2 separate regions of the Homo sapiens genome follow, and region 1 is linked to region 2. Evidence: read pairs that join two places in POLR2A ChIA-PET (ENCODE). Cell type or tissue: HepG2. All regions are shown on one strand.

The links. ChIA-PET counts read pairs that join two places held together with the same protein. Peaks named below come from ENCODE experiments on the same cell type or tissue, not always from the same donor. Only the 100,000 strongest peaks of a DNase experiment are listed, where the experiment ranks them.
Region 1: POLR2A ChIA-PET joins it to region 2 with 5 read pairs; 2 of 35 experiments call an interaction of 5 or more read pairs at or near these places.

What each region holds. Positions count from the first base shown.
Region 1 is chr17:44,383,181-44,388,180 of GRCh38, forward strand. It overlaps ITGA2B (integrin subunit alpha 2b), which reads right to left. Exons shown (of 30, transcript NM_000419.5): 2 at 2,830-2,951; 3 at 2,644-2,741; 4 at 2,371-2,536; 5 at 2,106-2,155; 6 at 1,984-2,029; 7 at 1,768-1,896; 8 at 1,358-1,405; 9 at 1,131-1,174; 10 at 905-958; 11 at 714-766; 12 at 313-524. Among named protein-coding and RNA genes, the nearest start is that of ITGA2B, 4.0 kb to the right of the region's middle. RefSeq lists an enhancer at 2,530-2,669. In HepG2, a CTCF peak has its summit at 2,474; a DNase peak (open chromatin) is centred at 2,221; H3K4me3 peaks cover 1,362 bases; H3K27me3 peaks cover 3,170 bases.
Region 2 is chr17:43,770,281-43,775,280 of GRCh38, forward strand. It overlaps DUSP3 (dual specificity phosphatase 3), which reads right to left. Exons shown (of 3, transcript NM_004090.4): 2 at 4,432-4,658. Among named protein-coding and RNA genes, the nearest start is that of DUSP3, 6.2 kb to the right of the region's middle. In HepG2, no CTCF peak of the experiment used is centred here; a DNase peak (open chromatin) is centred at 1,881.

The DNA.
Region 1 (5,000 bases), 610 kb after region 2:
TGGCCCCACATCCAGTCTCCCACCAAGTCCTAATAATCCGAGTCCTAAATATCTGTGAAGTCACTCCCATCTCTAACTCCACTGCCAAAATCCACATCCAGGTGGTCATTGTCTCTTGCTTGGATTAAGGCAAACACTTCCTAATTAGTCTTCAACTCTCCCATCTGCTCTCCACTCAGCACCCCATGTGTCTAAGCCACATACTTATATGCTTAAAACCCATCCTGGTTCTGGCTGCCCTCAGGCCAACTCCATGCTTTTTGAGTGGCTGTTAACCCCTCTGCAGCAAGTAGGGCTCCTCTCTTCCCTCACCATTGTAGCCATCCCGGTCGAGGTCGCCCAGGGGTGCGATGGCAGAGCCGAATCGCCCATAGAGCTGTGTGCCAGTCAGCAGGAGGCTGGGGGCACCCAGCGCGTGGGGGCCTCGCGGCTGCAGGAACAAATACACACGCCCCACTTCGGCCAGTTTTCGGTCTGCCCGGCTCTCCATATACAGTGGAGCGCCCACCAGCAGATCATGCCTCCTGTGGGCCAGATGAGTGGTTACATGGGACTGGACCAGGGGTATATTGGGGCTAGGGCCAAATCTCCTCGACCCTTGCTCTCCTGTTCCTCCAGTGGATACGTGAGACTAGGGCTAGGAAAGGGAGACAGAGGGCAGCTCTGGTAATTTGGGACCCAACTGGGTAGGGGTGGGGCATGTCCCTCCTCACCCATCCCCGTTGACGTCAGTGACAGCCACTGAATGCCCAAAATACGACGCCATCTGCAAGATGAGGAGCACCATCATTCACGCCGCTGGACAAGCATCCTCTTTAAGAAATGGGCCCTCACCTCCCATGAAATATTCTGAAGTCTCAGTTCCCCCTCCACCCAGCCACGCCCACTGGGACCTGGCCCCCACCTGCTCTCCGCGCAGCCGATGCAGCCTCTGGTAGTAGGAATCCAAAATTTCCACCTGCACGGACAGCGCAGGCGAGAGCATCATTCTTGTACCCAAAGCAACCTCCCACTCCAGGTGAGAAAGGGTGGTTTGGTGGAGGCGGGGCGGGGGTGGGGGGCGCTCAGGAGTTGTCAGCCTGAGAACTGGGATAAGGGGCTTCGGGAGGCCCAGTGGTGGGGGCACTTACCGCTCCCAGGGTCCAGCTCCAAGTGGGGGCACCGACGACATATTCTGGCGATAGGGAGAGCCAGGCTCAGGGAATGAGAGCCTTAGAACCTACCCACTTCCCGCTCCCCGTTCTGCACCCAGGGAAAAATGTGTGTGCAGGAAGATTTCCCTACATAGGGGAGATTTCAGGAAGGCGCTCCTCCCCGGGCTGGGCTACCCAACTCCCGCCCTAAGTGGATTTCTTGCCTGTAGTGTTGAGATCCCCGTCGAACTCGCCCACGGCCACCGAGTACCCTGAGGACAAGGGCGCAAATTAGTCTTTTCCAGGGGAGGAAGCACAGAGGGGACGGAGGGCAAAGAAGGAGGAGATTAAGGCCACTCAGCCCCAGCCCTGCATTGTGCAGATGGAAAAACGGAGGCCTTCGAGGGGCCAAGCCCTGCCCCAGGCTGCGCTACGAGTCCGCAGTGGAAGGGAGCGGTGGGCGCATGGGAGGTGGGCGGTCTGCGGGGAAGCCGCAGGAGCGGAGGGCGGGAGCGGCTTAGGCGGTGGGTTGGCCGGCAGGGGTGGCCATGGAGGCTCCCACAGGGGCAGGACCTGACCGTCTGCGGTGGGCGGTGACCCTCGGGGTGCTGGAAGTCTGGAATGGCGGTGTTACCCCAGTAGCCGTCGAAGTACTCTGGGTTGCTGGAGTCAAAGGAGAGGCTCTGGGAGGACACGTGCCACAAAAGGATGCCTGGGCGGTAACTCGAGAAAATATCCGCAACTGGAGCCTGGGCCAGGAGACCTAGGGCGGGAGGGACAGCGGGTGTGAAGCCCAAAGCGGTCTCCTTGGGCCGCGAGAAGGGAGGGAGGTGTACGGATGGGCACGTACCTAAGAAATAATAGCCGCCAGGAGCCCCAAGCACCAGCTCTCCGGCCTGGAAGGGAAGTCCTGAGGGTGAGAGGGGGCCCTGTTTGGGAGCCGCCCCCACTGCGCTTTTGCTCCCTACTCGCCTGAGTGACCACGGAGCTGAAGCCCGCTTCACAGTAACGCTTGTCCCAGCCTGCAGGAGACAAGGAGGAGGGGTCAGCGCAGGGGTGAAGGGAGGCGCGCGCGAGCCCGGAGGAGGGCTGGGGGACAGGGGCGGGGCCTTGAGTCGGCGGGGCCCTGGGGCGAGGCCAGATCCAAAGCAAGGGCTGCGGCGCTGGGGGCGGGATCCGATGGGGGCGGGGCCAAGCCGTCGCGAGTGGGCGGGGCCAGGTCGTAGCTGGCGCTTACTAAAATCATTTTCCACGTAAATGCGGCTCAGGGTGTTCCCGCGACAGGGGGAGTACTCGGCGCGGCGGCCGCTCTCTGGCTGAGCCAAAAAGCAGCTACCTACGGGCGTCTTCTCAGCCTCCTCAGTCTTTTCTAGGACGTTCCAGTGCTGCCAGGGGGCGCAGGCCTGGAGAAAGGCCACAGGAGTGGGGACGGGCGCGAGACTTGGGCTCCTCCTGGCCCCAGGTGTCCCTGCCCCCGATTGTTCCCTGTGCCCTGTACCGCGGGGCCCACCACAATGACGTCGCTCCAGCTGACGACCGACGCCCCCAGTCCTTGGCGGGCCTTGAAGGTTTGTAAAGTTTGGGAGCCTACATTTCGGGTCTCATCACCTGGAAGGCACAAGAAGGGGTGGGGCGCTGAAGCCCGGCAGTCCACGTCCCTCTGACCCCAACCTTGCTCTCCTTGCCTGGGACTCACGGAGGTCAAAGAGCAGCGAGGGGCACTGGCCGCCCTCGGCCCTCCAGGGGCACAGGAACACGCCGCCCGTCTCCTCCTGGCTGGGGCCCAGGGTCCGCGGGGCGCCCACCACGATGGCCACTCTGCATAGGAAAGCTGGGTGAGCGCCGCGCAGATTCCAGCGTATCCCAGGCCCTGGCGCCGGCGCTGGGAGCACTGCCCGGAAGGCCATGTGGCATGGGGGCACTGGACCATCTTTCCTCAATGACACCTCACAGACCACCGTGATGTACTTCTTCATCTTATGGACAGTGAAACCGACTCTCAGCGAGGGCAATCACGTGGCTAAAGTAACCCAGTGAGTTGAGAGTAGAGCTGGGACTATAACCATTTGGTTTGATTTGAACACCAGGGGTTTGAGATCTTTGCTGAAAAAGACCTAAACTCTGTACAACACCTCCATCCTTCCACCCGCAACAAGAACCAGCGGTTCACATGCTCCCTGGAATGCCTGCCTAGACTGTTACCAGATCCCCTCTTGAGAGCTGGTTTTAATGAGGGAAGGTAGCGGGTACCTCTAAAGTGGGGCTGGAGTGTGTGTGCTGATAGGAGGACCCTAGCAGATCTAGGTTTAAATCACAATTCTGCCATATGTGAAATAGGAATACCAATTTCATAACCAATGACTGGTTTTCACAACCAGTCAATGCTGTCAGGAGTAAATGTAATAAATACGAGTAACGGTTAGCATGGTCCCAGCCAAATACATAACAAACGCTCTTGAAACAATGCTATAATTTTAAAAAATAATTTTGTTGTTTTGAGACAGGGTCTCATTCTGTTGCCCAGCTGGAGTGCAGCAGCATGATCACAGCTCACTGTAGCCTTGATCTCCAGGGCTCAAGCAATCCTCTCCCCTCAGCCACCCTAGTAGCTGGGACTGCGGGTGTGCAACACCATGCCTGGCTAATTAAAAAAAATTTTTTTATAGGCTGGGCATGGTGGCTCACACCTGTAATCCCAGCACTTTGGGAGGCCAAGGGATTACAGGCGTGAGCCTCTGTGTCTGGCCCATAATATTTTTTTAGCCTGCAGGATGTTTAAGTAGTGCCAATGGGATCACTACTTATAGGAGGGGAAATCAGCAGGAGTGGGCACAGGAAGGAGTTGAGCTGATTCAGGCCCAATGACAGCATTCGCCAACACCCCACGAGCTTTGGAACTAGAATGACCCTTCAAAATTGTCAGAGTTGGCCGGGTGTGGTGGCTCACGCCTGTAATCCCAGTACTTTGGGAGGCCGAGGCAGGCTGATCACCTGAGGTCAGGAGTTTGAGACCAGCCTGGCCAACATAGTGAAACCCTGTCTCTACTAAAAATACAAAAATTAGCCGGGCATGGTGGCATGCACCTGTAATCCCAGCTACTCGGGAGGCTGAGACAGGAGAATCGTTTGAACCCAGGAGGCAGAGGTTGCAGTGAGCCGAGATCACCCCATTGCACTCCAGCCTGGGCAACGAGAGCGAAACTCCATCTCAAAAAAAAAGAAGAAAAAAAGTCTGGGCATGGTGGCTGAAGCCTGTAATCCCAGCACTTTGGGAGGCCAAGGCGGGTGGATCACCTGAAGTTGGGAGTTCGAGACCACCCTGACCAACATGGAGAAACCTCGTCTCTACTAAAAATACAAAATTAGCCGGGTGTGGTGGCACATGCCTGTAATCCCAGCTACGCGGGAGGCTGTGGCAGGAGAATCGCTTGAACCCGGGAGGCAGAAGTTGCGGTGAGCCAGTGATTGTGCCATTGCACTCCAGCCTGGGCAACAAGAGCGAAACCCCATCTCAAAAAAAAAAAAAAAAAAAAAAAAAAAAGAAGAAGAAGAAAAAAAGAATTGTCAGAGTTGATGAAAGAGGGCTGGACCCTTATCAAATGCCTCCCCCACACCTGCCTCCACTCTCCCCACTCACCCACTTCTCATTGATCAGACACTGGATGTGGGCCATCTTGGGAGGGGACTTGGAGTGAACTGGCTCTCTTCAGCAGAGGAAATCCCCTAAGTGGCTGACACTTGAAGGCTATCTGCCATTGCCACCCATTGCCACTCCCTGAAGCTGGTGGGCACAGTGTCTCTCACAATAGTAGCTCAGGGTACACGCTATGAAGAGGAGGAGCCAAGACTCTAATCTTGGCACTCTTG
Region 2 (5,000 bases):
GAAGCAACACGGAGGCAGCACACACATATGAGGTGGATGAGCCCACAGAGTAGGAAAGCGGGCAAAACCATCTGTGCTGTCAGAAGCCTGCAAGGGGCTGGGCACAGTGGCTCACGCCTGTAATCCCAGCACTTTGGGAGGCCAAGGCAACTGGATCACAAGGTCAGGAGTTCGAGACCAGACTGGCCAACATAGTGAAATCCCGTCTTTACTAAAGATACAAAAAAATAGCTGGGTGTGGTGGCGCGAGCCTATAATCCCAGCTACTCAGGAGGCTGAGGCCAGAGAATTGCTTGAACCCAGGAGGCAGAGGTTGCGGTGAGGTGAGATTGTGCTGAGATTGTGCTCCAGCCTGGGTGACAGAGCGAGACTCTGTCTCAAAAAAAAAAAGAAGCCCGCGTGGCAGAGGCCCTGGGAGCTGGGGATGGGGGTGGTGGAGCATAGAGACTGGGGGTGCTTTCCAGGGTGCTGGTAGTGTTTTGTTTCTTTTTTTTTGAGATGGAGTTTCCTTCTTGTTGCCCAGGCTGGAGTGCAGTGGCGCGATCTCGGCTCACTTCAGCCTCCGCCTCCCGGGTTCAAGCAATTCTCCTGCCTCAGCCTCCTGAGTAGCTGGGACTACAGGCGCATGCCACCATGCCCAGCTAATTTTTTTGTATCTTTTAGTAGAGGTGGGGTTATTTTAATATAGTGTGTGTGTGCGTGTATATATATGTGTGTGTGTGTGTGTGTGTGTGTGTGTGTATGTGTGTGTATATATATATATATAAATAGACACCATCTCTCAATATCCACAGGGCAGATTGGCTCCAGGACCTCCTGCCGATACCCAAATCCACAGATGCTCAAGTCCCTGATTATAAAATGACATCATATATGCAAATAACCTCTGCACAGCACATCCTCCCCTATACTTTAAATCATCTCCAGATGACTTATGATACCCAAGACAATGTAAACATTTATTAGATTATATCATCTAGAGAATAATGACAAGAAAAAAAATCTGTACATGTTCAGTACAGACATAACATCTTTTTATGTTGTTTTTAATATTTTTCAGACTGAGGTTAGTTGAATCCACAGATGTGGAACCCACGGATATGGAGGACCGACTGTATATTCTATTGGTTCTGTTTTTTCTAGAGAATCCTGACCAATACACTGGTTATTAACTCATGATCCACCTAACCTCAAGGTGCCTCAGTTTTCTTATCTGGCCAATAGTACCCATTGCACAAGGTGGTTAGATTAAAGGAGAGGACACATGAATCCTCTAGGTTAGCACCTGGCATCCATGTGCACTCAATAAATGTTACCCAATACTGGGCATCCTCTGGTAGCACCTAGTACACCCTCAACTACAGCAGCCCTGGTCCTGTGTCATTGCCAGACATGCGCAGATTGACTTTTCTCTCCCAGAGGACGAATTCTTTAAGAGCAAGAAATGGCCGGACACGGTGGCTCACACCTATAATCCCAACACTTTGGGAGGTCGAGGTGGGCGGATCCCCTGAAGTCAGGAGTTCGAGACCATCCTGGCCAACATGGCGAAACCCCGTTTCTACTAAAAATACAAAAAATTAGCTGGGCATGGTGGCACATGCCTGTAATCCCAGCTACTCAGAAAGCTGAGGCAGGAGAATCACTTGAACCTGGGAGGTGGAGGGTGCAGTGAGCTGAGATTGAGCCACTGTACTCCAGCCTGGGTGACAAGAGCGAGACTCCGTCTCAAAAAAAAAAAAAAAAAAAGGCAAGAAATGTGGGGCATTGATTTTTGGATGCGTTACAATCTCTAGCATACACTATGTGCTCAATAAATATTTGCTGACTAGCTGAGTGAATTATTACCTACTAACACCTCTATAAGGCCATTGTTTGGCAAGGAATCTGCTAGCCCAGAGTCCAACAGAGTCTCTTCTGCTCCTATCACCCTACCCCCAAAACACCACTCTATTTTCCCAATGCCTTCCAAATCAGGAAGCAGGAGTCCTCCACTTTCTTGCCCATTCACCCTCCGGCCTGTATGCCCGAAATATTCAGAGTGGGGCTTCCCCTGCCCCACCCTAGGAATGAGACCCTCTGCAGAGCAGCCACCTTACCATCTAGAACATACTCTGCATGCCCAGTGCACACAGAGCCTACTGGGAAAGGGGCCAGTTCAACCTCCCATTCCTCTAGGCTCAGCCCAGATGCCACCTCCTCCATGAAGCTGTTTTCCCAGCTAGAAGTGACTGCTCCCTCTTGAGTACCCTCAGCCATCCCACCCAGCTCTCAGTGATGGGTCCCTGGGCCCCACACACTGTTGGAGGCCAGCATGTTTCTGTTGACTCACTTCGCCACTCATTCTTAGAAGCATTTATACTTGGCATTAGAGCCCATGGAATTCTTCATCACTTGCTCATTCATCATTTGCAGTGTACCTACTATGTGCCTGATGCTACATCAGGTGCTAAGGAGACAGACAAGGAACAAAGTAGACCCAGCCTGAGGGCAGGCTTCATGGAAGAGAGGACACCATGCCAAGGACAAGGTGGAGTTTGCCAGAGGAAGGGGTAGGGAGAGGCAGAGAGAACTTTTCAGACTAAAGACCCAGCACACCTGGACTGAGACAGGTCAAAAAAAGGGCGTGTTCCTAGTTGTTTGGAAAGAGGAAACAAAGTCAGAGAGCTTGAAATTCCCTGAATGAATAACCAATTGCTATTATACGAGAACAACAAAATCCTTCCCCTTCGCCCAGCCTATGTTTACACAGGGTGAGGAACTCAGTACAGCTGGAGTGGAGGAGGTGAGCAGGGTTGGGGGGTGACAGTGACCAGGAAGGACCATGAGGGGCCTGTCAGCAAAGTCTGCAGATACTCCACAGTAAAGCTTCTCTCTGAGCCCTGAGCGTTCACTGTCCAGTGGTCTAGAAAATTCTGTTTACTGGAAATCATTCAGACAGTGAGCCTGCTGGGCCCAAGAGTCATCAGTGTAGTACAGCCAAGGCTGTTCACACCTCATGGGGGTCCCCTCCGCTGGGAGGGTTTGGGGTGGGGAGAGACGAAGAGGTAAAGGGAGGAGCTGAGAGAAACAGCTAAAAGCAGAAAGGGAGAAAGGGCAAGTGGCCCAGCCTGCTCAGCTGATGTCTGCTTTGTGGCCTTCTAGGGTTTCTTGCTGGAATGCCTTGGTGACTGCCAGCGCCTTGGTAGTTCTCCTTCAGTCTTATCTTATATTTGGGGGCTGCAGGAAGTGTTTCGTAAGTGGCTGGAAGATTTGGCCAGGGGGGCTGTGGTTTGCTGACTGCCAACCTAAGCTGACCGCAGCTACCCCTTTTCTCCTTGCCAGGCAATCACGTGAATCTCTAGCCAATGAGATGTGAGGGGTATTTCTGGGAAATGTTTTACTTGTTCTTAAAGAGAGAGACTGGGCATGGTGGCACGTGCTTGTAGTCCCAGCTACTCAGGAGGCTGAGGTGAGAGGACTGCTTGAGCCCAGGAGTTGGAGACCAGTCTAGACAACATAGCAAGACCCTGTCTCTTTAAAAAAGAGAGAGAGAGTGGCCAGGCGCGGTGGCTCATGCCTGTAATCCCAGCACTTTGGGAGGCAGAGGGAGGCGGATCACCTGAGGTCAGGAGTTGGAGACCAGCCTGACCAACATGGTGAAACCCCATCTCTACTAAAAATACAAAATTAGCCAGGCGTGGGGGCGCATGCCTGTAATCCCAGCTACTTGGGAGGCTGAGGCGGGAGGCTGAGGCAGGAGAATCGCTTGAACCTGGGAGGTGGAGGTTGCGGTGAGCCAAGATCGCGCCATTGCTCTTCAGCCTGGGCAACAAGAGTGAAACTCCATCTAAAAAAAAAAAAAAAAAAAAAAAAGGAGAGAGAGAAGAGGAAAAAAAAGAGTGGGAAGAGATGGCTGCAGGGCCTCATCTGCTGTACTTTGTCCTGCTTGGATGTGGTGACTGGATCCCATCTTGGGACCATGACGGGAGCACCCAACACTGAGGTGGCAGAAGAGAGAAAGGGAAAGGGCCTGGTCCAGAGGCCACCATGGAGCTGCTGAATCAAGCAGCCCCTTAATCAACCAGCCCCCATGCTCCTTCACCTCAGGACTTCTTGCCATGCACATTAACACATTAACACATCTTCCTCATCGTTACAGCTGTTTGAATGGGGGACGTGTAAGCAACTGGAAACCAACCTCCAGCCAAAGTGCAGTCAAACGCGAGGACCCTGGGGCTGCCATGGTGTGAATGAGTTGCACATCCTGTGACACACGGGGCCACTTGACAGCCAGCCAGGTGAGCAGAGAGAGACCTACAGCTCTGTCGTTCACCCCAGAAGATGGGAAACAAGGGAGTTTCTAAGAAGAGACCTGTTGTGGGCCTGTTTTCCAGAGGGACAGTCCAGTCAGAGCTGCCTCCCATCTTTTCCTGGTGGGAGGTCCCTTACCATTCTTTTGAGCCAAAGCCTGGTCAATGAAGTCGGCAGCCCTTTCAAAGTAAGCGCTGAGGTTGAACTCCTGTGTGTCGTTGGCCTTGATGCCCAGGTATGTGATGCCGGAGTCCTTGTAGAAGTTGGCATTGGTGTTGACGTGCATGAAGGACCTGCCCTCAGCCGCGTTCAGCACATGGGTGATGCCTAGTTTCTGCAGCTTGGGGATGTCCTGAGCCACAGACCTGGACAGGAGACAGTGGTGGGGATGATTAACCAACCAAATGGCAGCCCCAGGGGGAGGAAGATGGAGAAGGATTTAAGCCTCTTAGCAAAGCAAGGAAACCCTCCATGCTCTGGCCCCTGCCAGCTTCTCCTGCCTCATCTTATGACCTCTTCCCTCACTCTGGCCATATCGAATTGCCAGCAGCTTCCCCAAATAGACTGGTGGTTTCATAGCCATGCTGTCCCCTCTGTCTGGAATGCTCTTTCCCACCTTCTCTGGAGAAATGCGCCCTCTCATCTTTCACACCCTCCGCAGTGTTTGTCTCCCCTCCATTCCATTTGGCCCCATGCTCCCTAAGCTG